Linked DNA regions of Homo sapiens: region 1 is linked to region 2. Evidence: chromatin contacts called from ENCODE Hi-C data. All regions are on one chromosome and are shown on one strand. The core of a region is the stretch at or near the end of the contact, and the rest is flanking DNA. Distances in the headings are between cores, read along the strand shown.

What was found. Hi-C counts contacts between places; a loop is a spot of excess contacts on that map. Pooled maps may share reads with other maps.
Region 1: a map of CD8-positive, alpha-beta T cell shows a loop between it and region 2 (10-fold over the local background). The contact joins the promoter of RASGEF1B here to the promoter of HELQ in region 2. A Hi-C loop is called at or near these places in 3 of 168 maps with a recorded cell type or tissue (CD8-positive, alpha-beta T cell and naive thymus-derived CD4-positive, alpha-beta T cell) and 7 of 50 pooled maps.

Annotation. Positions count from the first base shown.
Region 1 is chr4:81,469,669-81,475,317 of GRCh38, reverse strand. RASGEF1B (RasGEF domain family member 1B) reads left to right here and starts at 3,411. Exons shown (of 14, transcript NM_152545.3): 1 at 3,411-3,548. RefSeq lists a silencer at 3,070-3,479.
Region 2 is chr4:83,452,336-83,457,898 of GRCh38, reverse strand. HELQ (helicase, POLQ like) reads left to right here and starts at 2,076. Exons shown (of 18, transcript NM_133636.5): 1 at 2,076-2,502; 2 at 3,954-4,668. The coding sequence starts at 2,206. MRPS18C (mitochondrial ribosomal protein S18C) reads right to left here and starts at 1,841. Exons shown (of 6, transcript NM_016067.4): 1 at 1,722-1,841; 2 at 941-990. The coding sequence starts at 1,821. RefSeq lists enhancers at 1,789-2,083, 2,070-2,179, 2,520-2,569, 1,998-2,828.

The DNA.
Region 1 (5,649 bases), core at 2,162-4,661, 2.0 Mb after region 2:
GTTGCTCTTCTCGAGGAGTATCTTTGTGGTGTCTCTGTATTTCCTGAATTTGAATGTTGGCCTGCCTTGCTAGGTTGAGGAAGTTCTCCTGGATAATATCCTGCAGAGTGTTTTCCAACTTGATTCCATTCTCCTAGTCACTTTCAGGTACACCAATCAAACGTAGATTTGGTCTTTTCACATAGTCCCATATTTCTTGGAGGCTTTGTGTGTTCTTTTTATTCTTTTTTCTCTAATCTTGTCTTCTCTCTTTATTTCATTAAGTTGATCTCCAGTCTCTGATATCCTTTCTTCTACTTGATGGATTTGGCTATTGATACTTGTGTATGCTTCACAAAGTTCTCATCCTGTGTTTTTCAGCTCTGTCACATCATTTATGTTTTTCTCTACACTGGTTATTCTAGTTAGCAATTCATCTAACCTTTTCTCCAGGTTCTTGGCTTTCTTGCACTGGGTCAGACCATGCTCCTTTAGCACAGAGGAGTTTATTATCCACTTTCTGAAGCCTACTTCTGTCAATTCGTCAAATTCATTCTCCATTCAGTTTTGTTCCCTTGCTGGTGAGGAGCTGTGATCCTTTGGATGAGAAGAGGTGTTCTGGATTTGGAATTTTCAGCCTTTTTTGCACTGGTTTTTCCTCATCTTTGTGGATTTATCTACCTTTGGTCCTTGACGTCGGTGATGTTCGGATGGGGTTTTTCAGTGGACGTGCTATTCCTGGTTTTTAGTTTTCCTTCTGACACGCCCCTCTGCTGCTGGTTTGCTGGAGTTTGCTGGAGGTCCACTCCCGACCCTGTTTACCTGGATATCACAGTGGAGGCTGCAGAACAGCAAAGACTGATCTTTCCTCTGGAAGCTTTGTCCCAGAGGGGCACCTGCCAGATGCCAGCCAGAGCTCTCCTGTAGGAGGTGTCTGTCAGCCCCTACTGGGAGGTGTCCCCCAGTCAGGATACACGAGGGTCAGGGACCCTCTTGAGGAGGCAGTCTGACCCTTAGCAGAGCTTGAACGCTGTGCTGGGAGATCTGCTGTTCTCTTCAGAGCTGTCAGGCAGACGTTTAAGACTACTGAAGCTGCGCCCACAACCGCCCCTTTCCCCAGGTGCTCTGTTCCAGGGAGGCGGGCGTTTTATCTATAAGTCCCTGACTGGGGCTGCTGCCTTTTTTCAGAGATGCCCTGCCCAGAGAAGGGAAATTTGGCAGTCTGGCCACAGCAGGCTTGCTGAGCTGCAGTAGGCTCTGCCCGGTTCCAACTTCCCAGAGGCTTTGTTTACACTGTGAGTGTAAAACTGCCTACTCAAGCCTCAACAATGGTGGATGCCCCTCCTCCCACCAAGCTCGAGTGTCCTGGGTTGATCTCAGACTGCTGCTGTGCTGGCAGTGAGAATTTCAAGCCAGTGGATCTTAGTTTGCTGGGCTCCATTGGGGTGGGACCGGCTGAGCCAGACCACTTGGCTCCCTGGCTTCAGCAACCCTTTCTAGGAGAGTGAACGGTTCTGTCTCGCTGGTGTTCCAGGCGCCACTGGGGTATGGAAAAAAAAAGAACTCCTGTAGCTAGTTCGGTGTCTGCCCAAATGGCCACCCAGTTTTGTGCTTGAAACCCAGGGCCCTGGTGGGGTAGGCACTGGAAGGAATCTCCTGGTTTGTGGGTTGCGAAAACTGGCACAAGCACAGTATCTGTGCTGGAGTTCCTCAGGCTCAGTCCCTCATGGTTTCCCTTGGGTAGAGGAGAAAATTCCCCAACCCCTTGCACTTCTCGGGTGAGGCGATGCCCCACCGTGCTTCAGCTCACTCCCCGTGGGCTGCACCCACTGTCCAACCAGTCCCAGTGAGATGAACTGGGTACCTCAGTTGGAAATGCAGAAGTCACATGCTTTCTGTGTGAATCTCGCTACGAGCTGCAGACTGGAGCTGTTCCTATTCAGCCATCTTGCCAGCAATCCCCTGCAACTCTTAATTTCTGGCTACAGGATCAGTAATGTCAAGGGTGTAAGTGACTGGCCCAATGTCATATGGCTCGTTTGTTACAGAATCGGGATGCAAAAACTGAGCTTGAAAAATCAACCAACCAGTACAACCACAACAGCAGGGCAGGGCCACCCAGCCTCTGTGTTTCACTCTGCATGGCTGGCCCACCAAGTTCCCTTGGCCTTATGGCTTCTCATTTAAACTGCAGAGAAGCTATGGTTAAGTCAAAGGCTCAAGTAGGTTAGAGTGAATTACTGAATCAGAGGAGTCCTATTTACACAAAGGAGGGAAGGAGTATCATAAAGAGGAAGAAAAGTAAAAGGAGGCATAAATGAAGAAAATGAAAGAGGAATCCGCTAAGAATAGACAAAGTGAGCGTCAAAATGACTCCACCCCAGGAAGGAGAGGGGGAGGGACCCATGGAGCAGGAGGGAAAAGGATTCCTCCCCCTCAGTAATCTTAATTATAACAGTATAGGACAGGTATGAATAGTGTTGTTTTATATATGAGAAAACTGAAGCTCAGAAAAGCTGTATCACTTACTCAAGGAAATACAGTTGGTAAGAGTCTCCTAATTCTGTAAATTTTTTCTTTTCATAGGTCTCTTTCTTCCCTTGTTTCCATCATTATTTCCCTCTGGCCTCCTTTTATGTGTACAAAGTGAAGTACGGAGGTTTTTACCTTTTTTCTGAAATAGTTATCAAATATCCCATGATGGAGTGAGTACGTGGTTACCATGACAACACAGCCCTCACTGAGGACTAGCCTCCCTGCTTTGCCTCCGGAATCATGTTTCACGGAACAGGTTCCTCTCCGTGCAACTTCTAGCAGCTGTAATTCTACATTTTGTTTGGGTGATTATTTGCTGAATGTCTGTCCTCCACTAGACTATGTAAGTTTCACAATGGCAGAGACCAGCCTACTTTGCCAAGTGTGCCCCCAGCGTTTTGCACAGTGCTTAGCACCAGGATCTATGTGTTATTTGCTAAGCAAATGTTCTGTGGTTCCTCTCCGCTCTCTTCTGAAAGTTACATGGACAGTAACCTTTAGCTCACAATTATGTTAATAAATACTGTGTAACGAGTCGGGCCGGTATTTACAGATAGTATACACGTGAATGAACACACACACACTCACGACTGCACAACAGCCCGGGGCAGGTGCACTCAAGAGGAAACGCGCACAGTCGGAGCCAGCCTGACCAACGCTGTTAAACACCGCTGCGCTGGGCTCCGCGGGCCTCTGCCGCGTGGGAGGGCACCCAGGCTGACGCGCTGCGGGAGTCTGGGGCCCACTGGGACTTGCCTGCCGGGCCGGGTGGCGGCGGCGTGGGCGGTGAGCTGCGCGGTGATTGGCCCGCGCCTGCCGGGGCGGGGCGGGGCTGGCAGCGGGAGGCAGGCGCCTGAGCCAAGGGGGGCGTGCGCGGCGGCGGCTGCCGTAGTTTCAGTATAAACAAGGAACCCGACTGGTTAGACAGATTTTGTTTTTCTTCTTCCCGCGCGCTTTAGCTCCCTGTCCTTTGGTCGCATTTGTGGGCGCGCGGCACGCAGCCGGGAGGCCGAGGACTCGGAGTTCACCTGCAGGTAGGTTGTTCCCTGGCTGGGTTGTTCTCCCGGCTGGGGGACCACAGCCCGGAGCGGGAACTCCGGACCCTACTGCGCGCTGCGCTCTCCCTGGAGATCCCTGGGCCGCGCGGGGAGCGAGCGGGGCTCAGAGACTTCACCGGCTGCCGGGTGCGCTCCGAGGCGGCGGGAGATCCCGAGGCGAGTGAGCGCGAACGCGGGCGCCAAGAGCCGAGTTACAGCCCGGGACCGGGGGAGGGCCCCTGCCCGGCCGCTGCGGGTACCTGGGACTGCCGCGGCCCCAACAGGTGCGAGGCCGAGCCGCTGGGACCCGGGCAGGGCCAGGCTTGGGTTGGGTTGGGTTGTGCCTTCCCTCTTTCTCCCTGATCCTGCAGCCAGGCCTTCTGTCTCGAGATAGGTGGTTTTTGAGGATTTGTCTTGAGTTGTAATCGCGTCCATCATTTTTTTCATCCCTTCTTTCCTTCGTGTGCATACCTAGGTTGATTCTTCCACTTCTTGACCAGTTTTGTGTGCGTGTGTGTGTAGGGGGAGCTGTTTATTTTTGTTGTCAGTGCCATGTAATCTAAAGTCTGACTCGTAGGAAGGGACAAGGGAACAGAAGTCACATACTCGCCACCGACAAGGTGATGTGCTGTCATCCTTCGGTGTTCACCTGGCAAACTTGGGAGACACTGAGTCGCCTTGCTTTTGCCAGAGCTCAGTTGAGTCGCCTCGGGTCACCTGCCTGGGGAATCTCAGATGAGCTAGAGGTATCTAGGAGCCTCGCGGGCAGTCAGCTTAAGGGAGGTTCTTTCTAAGGGAGCTGTGAAAACAACTTAAGTGCTGCACCAGGGAAAAGGGCGAGACGGGGGCTGGGGTGCGCGCGCCTTTGTGTGTGTGTATGGACGTACCATTTCAATACTGCTTGCTGTCTTGCCCCAACCAAATCGGCGCAGTTCAGGCAAAAGCAACGTAGCTTAATCCTCTGACACTGCCGAGGGTGGCACAAGTGTGGCAGATAACACAAGGAGATTGTCTAGACGGCGATTTTCTCTTCGGAATGTAGATGTGTCCATCCTCCCTGATGAATTCGGTGGATATGGTGTATATAGATGAATATGCACACAAATTTGTGTATGTGTTTGGGCCGAACGCGTCTCCAAGGAGTCCTTCGTCAGCACCATGTGACGACGGTCAGGAACTGCTGGTGTGTGTAGATCTATATTTAGCTCAGATGGTCTAATGGCCGAAGGGAGGGTCTCTGAACTGGGTGCATAAAGGGGAAGAGTCTAGGGATCAGGGTGGTGCACTCTTGAATGATGTCTGGCACAGTCACACTCAGATGGGGTGAATAATTGCCCTTTCCTCGTGAAAACAGTAGCTAGAGCTTGGCATGTGATGGCTATGCCTTAATTTAAAACATAGTTGGACCATGGCGATAAGCCTCTGCTAAGAAACAAGGAGGTTTACAGTTAAGCAGCGTATATACCTGGTTGGCCGTTTGGGTGAAAATAACTGGTCCCATGAGATTTAGAACAAATATAGAGTTGCTTTCTTTAATAAAAAGAAATAAAAATTATTTGCTGTTGAGGTTTTCATAACAGAAAAAAAGAAGGCAGCTTGTTAAACCCTATCATTAAAGGTAATTTTATTTTTTTAAGTGAGGGGCAGTGGTGGAGCTAGAGAGGAGGACCTTAGGGCACTTTTGACAGATATCAGGGTTTACAAACAGCGTTATATTATGCCTCTCAAGCAGATTTTCTGGTGAAGATGAGATCAGCCACTGATTAACAAGTTTCTTGTTGGCATTCTTCCACTGCATGTCGGGTCAATCCTTTGTTTTCTTGGAGGTGGGCAACATTTCTAACTACTAAGCATATTGGCCTTGTACTTTCCAGTTGTCTAACGAAGTGTTACATTCTTAGAATTTATTTCTCCTATGGTGCATTTTCAGTCTTGCTTCATTTTATGTGCTCCACTGGATATTTTATCTGATACTAACACATCTAATACCTGGGAATCATACTGTCTTTTGGAGAAGAGAATCACCAGAAAGCATTCCCATGTATTGTCTCCCGCTAACCCCCTACAGCTTAGCATCTAATAGATTATTTATATGTGT
Region 2 (5,563 bases), core at 827-3,326:
GACTTTATCACCCCAGGCTACTATATAAGTTTGTATCAGTCTTTTTGGCTTTTCTGTTACCACCACTGCCTCTAATGCTTTTGTCACAGTGCCTCCTTCCTACAGTCAGTATGGCTGTCTCCAGGATAGAGGTTCTTAATCTAGAAATGGCTTTGAAGCCCATGACTCCCTGTAATCGTATGCAAAACTTCAAATGAATGGGACTGTGTGCCTTTTTCTGTGGAGAGGGTCCATAACTTTGATTAGAGACAAAGTGGGATTTATGAACTAAAAAAGAAATAATGTCCCTTTACTTTCTTAAAGTATGGTGCATGGATTAGATTACCAAGACAGATGCTCAGAGAAACTAGACAAGTTCTTTTGTTTTTTCCAATTCCTCAAACTTTCCAATTTACATTCAGCTCACGTAACTACTCTTCAGCTCTGTGCCAAGTGCTTTGTATGGTCTAATTAGTGTCAAAATACCTTTGCATGTAGCAAGAACCTGTGCTTTCAGAAAGTCCATGTTAATACTATAGCCAACCTATAGCTAAGCTTTGTACAGTCTCTTTTCAGTTATCTAAAATTCTGCTCACCCAAACTACCTTTTAAAATTCCCATATCATTTGCTTACAAAGGGCTATGTAAAAAAAAAAAAAACAATTCCCAAATCACATATCCTTAAATTTAAGATCTAGGAAGAAAAATATGGTATTATAGCAGCTTTGCTTCTAATCTAGGAATTCCCCTACTTCAAAACTCAGCTGACTACATGACTACAATCAATTCATCATCATTTCTGAACTCAGAGTAATTATCAAATTGTTTTGTCCTACGGCAGAACTCTATTCAAGTAGCTAAAATAAAAGATGTTAGAGTCTAATACCAGATCTCGTTTTAAAAAGAAAAACATTTTGGTCATATTTGCAAAGGCCTTACTAATAGAAAAAAAAATTCTTACCAGGTCCTCATTGCTGGATACCTGTTGTGAACAACCTCTTCTCCAAAGCACTGCGATTAAACAGAAACAGCAATTAACCATTTCTTTTTCTTAGCTGAATAGCTAAAGATTTTTGTTTTTATGGAGACAGGATGAATTAAGGGACACGATATTAAAGAAAGGTTTTGTATTATATTCAGAATGGTTAAAAACTTTTATATTTGGGACAGAGTAAGACTCAACATGGGTGTGCTTTCCAGGGCTTAGGGGGAAAAGAACATATTTTCCCGCCCATACCTGCTCTTTCTGACATTTATTTTCCCTTCATTCCATGGTTAGAGAAAATTCTTAATGCAAATTCTTATAGGAGAAGCAACAGAAAGGCACTGTCATACCAAAAAGAAAGTAACAGACCCGTCCCAGAAAGAATTTATAGAGAAGCACAGAGAAGATAAAATTGCAAAAATTATGCAATTTTGTTCTGTTTGGGGACCTTAGACATCTGGAATTTGCTGCTGGGCGACTCTGGAAATGTCCCTTCCTCACTAAGATTATCCAGAGATCTTAGGAAAGTCTCTGCTTTTTAAGAACCACTCCAACTTCCTCATACGTTTAAATACTTTAAAGGAGTGGATTAGACGACACTAAAACAGTCAAAGGCAATTACAGATTCCCACCCATCTTGGAGAAACTTAATCGCCTAGAAACCAGAGTCGTTTTGCTAACAGGGACGACTCTAACCATTAGGACTAAGGTTAATGCCTGCAGCGCTACAATGGAGCATAGGATATGGAGACTTTACCCGTGTGAGTCCCGGGATGTGTAAGGCTGACAGCAGCCGTTACCAAGTGTGTCAACTTCTTCCTCCCTAGACCACCGCAAACAGCAACCACAGCGGCCATGGTTCCGCGTTTCTTCCACTTCCTTTCGTTCCAAATCGTTCCGAAAGGCCCCTTCCGCTGCTCTTCCCCTGTGGGCTCGAGTACCCCGTTCAAAGGTTCCGCAGGAGAACGCTGAGGACCCGCGAGAGTAGGTGAGGTTTTTCAATACGCATGCGCAGCACCTTTCTGTTCGTGCCCTCCCTACGCGGCAGGTCACGTGAGGCTTATGATTGGACAGGGTAGAAGTTTATGCGTGCTTCCGGTCCGCGAGCCCTGAGAGCTAACTTGGGGTCTTTTCCCAAGGTGGATGTAGAAGCGGGCTCCGGCGTCCCACTCTCCCTTCCATATGGGCTTAGCGTCTGGGTCACTGAGAACGACGTCTGAATAGGGCCCTGGGTCCTTGCCATGGATGAATGTGGTTCCCGCATCCGCCGGCGGGTGTCTCTCCCCAAAAGGAACCGTCCAAGCTTGGGGTGTATTTTTGGCGCTCCCACCGCGGCCGAGCTCGTGCCCGGAGATGAGGGGAAAGAGGAGGAGGAAATGGTGGCTGAGAACAGGAGGCGGAAAACCGCGGGCGTACTGCCGGTTGAGGTACAGCCCCTTCTACTCTCAGATTCCCCGGAATGTCTCGTCCTTGGAGGTGGTGATACAAACCCGGACCTCCTACGTCACATGCCCACTGACAGAGGGGTGGGAGACCAGGTACGGAGGACTTGGAACTTGAAACTGCAAACTTTTGGCATCCTTCCCAGATGCAAAGAGTTGACCAGTTTTATCGCCTTCGTTTACTTCTCTCGTCTTCGTTACCACTGTTAATCGGCACTTAGGAGGTATTGATTGCCTTGTTATTTACATTTCTATATAAATATGAAATGTAAACCCCGAGACATAAAAGTTGTGCACGCAGCAGTTAAGTGGCATGACTGAGACACAAATCTAGGCTTCCAGATAACTGCAGCTCCTACTGTACAAATAAAATCTGCTGTTTATTGAAGACCCGTTATGTTAAGCTAGTTATATTATCTAGATTTTACGACAGTAATCAGGCCCTGAAAAGTTGAGATAGTACAGTTCTTGCTCCAAATCCTGTTGTCTTAATCACTTTACTATATTGCTGCCTCCAGGTTTGTGTGTCTTCTGTGTAGCAGACCACTCCAAGTCAGTATTCAGTTTCTCAGTCTCAATTCCAAATTCCTAGGAACTCCTTGGAGTGTCTAGTGGTACAACCATGTTTCTGTTAGAGGCCAGTCACTGTAGATTGTAGTCTGGGAGGGAAGCGCTGCAGTTATCAGAAACTTCGAATGCGCTGACATTTCAGTAGACGTCTACCAGTCTTCCTGCTGTTTTAGTACAGCTTTAAGAATTACAATCTGGCCGTGTGCAGTGGCTCATGCCTATAATCCCAGTGCTTTAGGAGGCAGAGATGGGAGGATCACTTAAGCCCAGAAGTTCGCGTTCAAAACCAGCCTAGGCAACAGAGACCCAGTCTCTACAAAAAAAAAAAAAAATTTTTTTTTCTTAATTAGCCGGGTGTGGTGGCCTGCACCTGTAGTCCTAGCTACTTGGGAGGCTGAGGCAGGAGGATCGCTTGAGCCCAGGATGTCAAGACTGCAGTGAGCTGTGATCGTGCAGTGGCTGGAGCCACTGTGCTCCAGCCTGGGTGACAGAGCCAGACCCTGTCTCAAAAATTAGAATCTCAGTATCATCGTAACACTCCTGAACCTGCTGTTTAGGCAAGTAATTTAACCTCTTTGGGCCTCCATTTCTTCAGCTGTAAGATATCTATTTACATATAGGTCTGTGATCCATATGTGACCATATAATTATATACTTGGTACAGCCCTAGGCTGAAGTGTTTTTTGGGGGTTTTGTTTGTTTGTTTGTTTTGGTTTTTTTGAGACAGAGTCCCACTCTGTTGCCCAGGTTGGAGTGCAATGGCGCGATCTGGGCTTACCGCAACCTGCGCTTCCCAGGTTCAAGCAATTCTCCTGCCTGAGCCTCCGAGTAGCTGGGATTACAGGAGCATGCCACTATGCCCGGCTAATTTTTGTATTTTCTGTAGACACGGGGTTTGACCATGTTGGCCAGGCTGGTGAAGCTTTTATTCTTAATGAAACTGGAATTGACCATAAGCGTTTTTGTTCTCTTTGCAGCCTAATGACAGTGAAGTGGACATGTTTGGTGACTATGATAGCTTTACTGAAAACTCCTTTATAGCTCAAGTTGACGACCTGGAACAAAAATATATGCAACTCCCTGAACATAAGAAACATGCTACAGACTTTGCCACTGAAAATCTTTGCTCGGAAAGTATCAAAAACAAACTCAGCATTACTACCATAGGCAACCTTACTGAATTACAAACTGATAAGCACACAGAGAACCAGAGTGGATATGAAGGTGTCACTATTGAACCTGGAGCTGATCTTTTGTATGATGTACCTTCCTCACAGGCTATATACTTTGAAAATTTGCAGAACTCTTCAAATGATTTGGGTGATCATTCTATGAAAGAAAGGGATTGGAAGTCATCCTCTCACAACACTGTGAATGAGGAACTGCCCCATAATTGCATAGAGCAACCCCAGCAAAATGATGAGTCCTCTTCCAAAGTCAGAACTAGTTCAGATATGAACAGGAGAAAAAGTATTAAAGATCATCTAAAAAATGCCATGACTGGAAATGCGAAGGCCCAGACACCAATATTTTCTAGAAGTAAACAGCTCAAAGACACTCTCCTATCTGAGGAAATTAATGTTGCTAAGAAAACAGTTGAGTCATCATCAAATGACCTTGGTCCTTTTTATTCATTACCCAGCAAAGTGAGAGACCTTTATGCCCAATTCAAGGGAATTGAAAAATTATATGGTAATGCTTTTTGCTGGAATAAAAAAATTTTTTTCCTATCATTACCATAATATTAGTGCAAGTAAATAGAAGCAAATGCTTTCATGGTCCATACTGTTTCTCATTTTGAAAACAAAAGATCAGTGATCTCTCAGCCCCTTCCATTCCTACCTGTCCTGCTACCACTGAACCTCTTTCCTTCCCTCACAGTCACACTTATCAAACCAGTTATCCTTTCTGTCTGTTTCCTTACCTGACATAATTCCTCTAATTCCTCATCTATAAGAAAGGGATAATAAGTTGTTAGCAAGTCAGATTCTGGTTCAAAGACATGCCAAATTCAATGTTGGTAATGATTTTCAATAATTATATTGGTAGCTTCTAAGTAAGAACTTTAGTAAATTACCCCACTCTAATTCTGGGTTCTGTGCTCTCATTCTCTCACTTAAGATCTGATGACTGAGACGTCTAAACACAGTGTTACTTTTAATGTTTACCTTACCTGACTTCTCAATAACTTACCTGATGCTATTGACTACACCCTTCTTGAAATTCTTGTTTCTGGATGTCCTTACAACCACTCCTGTTTTTTGACCCCGATTGTCTAGTAGAGATCCTCAGCTTTCTTAGTTGTATTTCCTTGGCTGGCTCTGTCTTCTCTACCAAAACCTAGCTGTTGTGGTATGTCTTTGACACTCACATGTCTTGAGTGAAAGAAGTCAGTTATTAGTAATACTGTTGATTAAACCAAACATCTTTCCCCCCACACCAGCAGCCGCAGCTACCTCTCCCCACGGGTGCATCCCTGCCACCACCCAGATGCTCTGCCTTGTGCTGCCTTTCCCAAAGCTAGACATCTTTAAAGACAGCTGCAATTAAGTTTTAAGTCAGGGATGTCCAATCTTTTGGCTTCCTT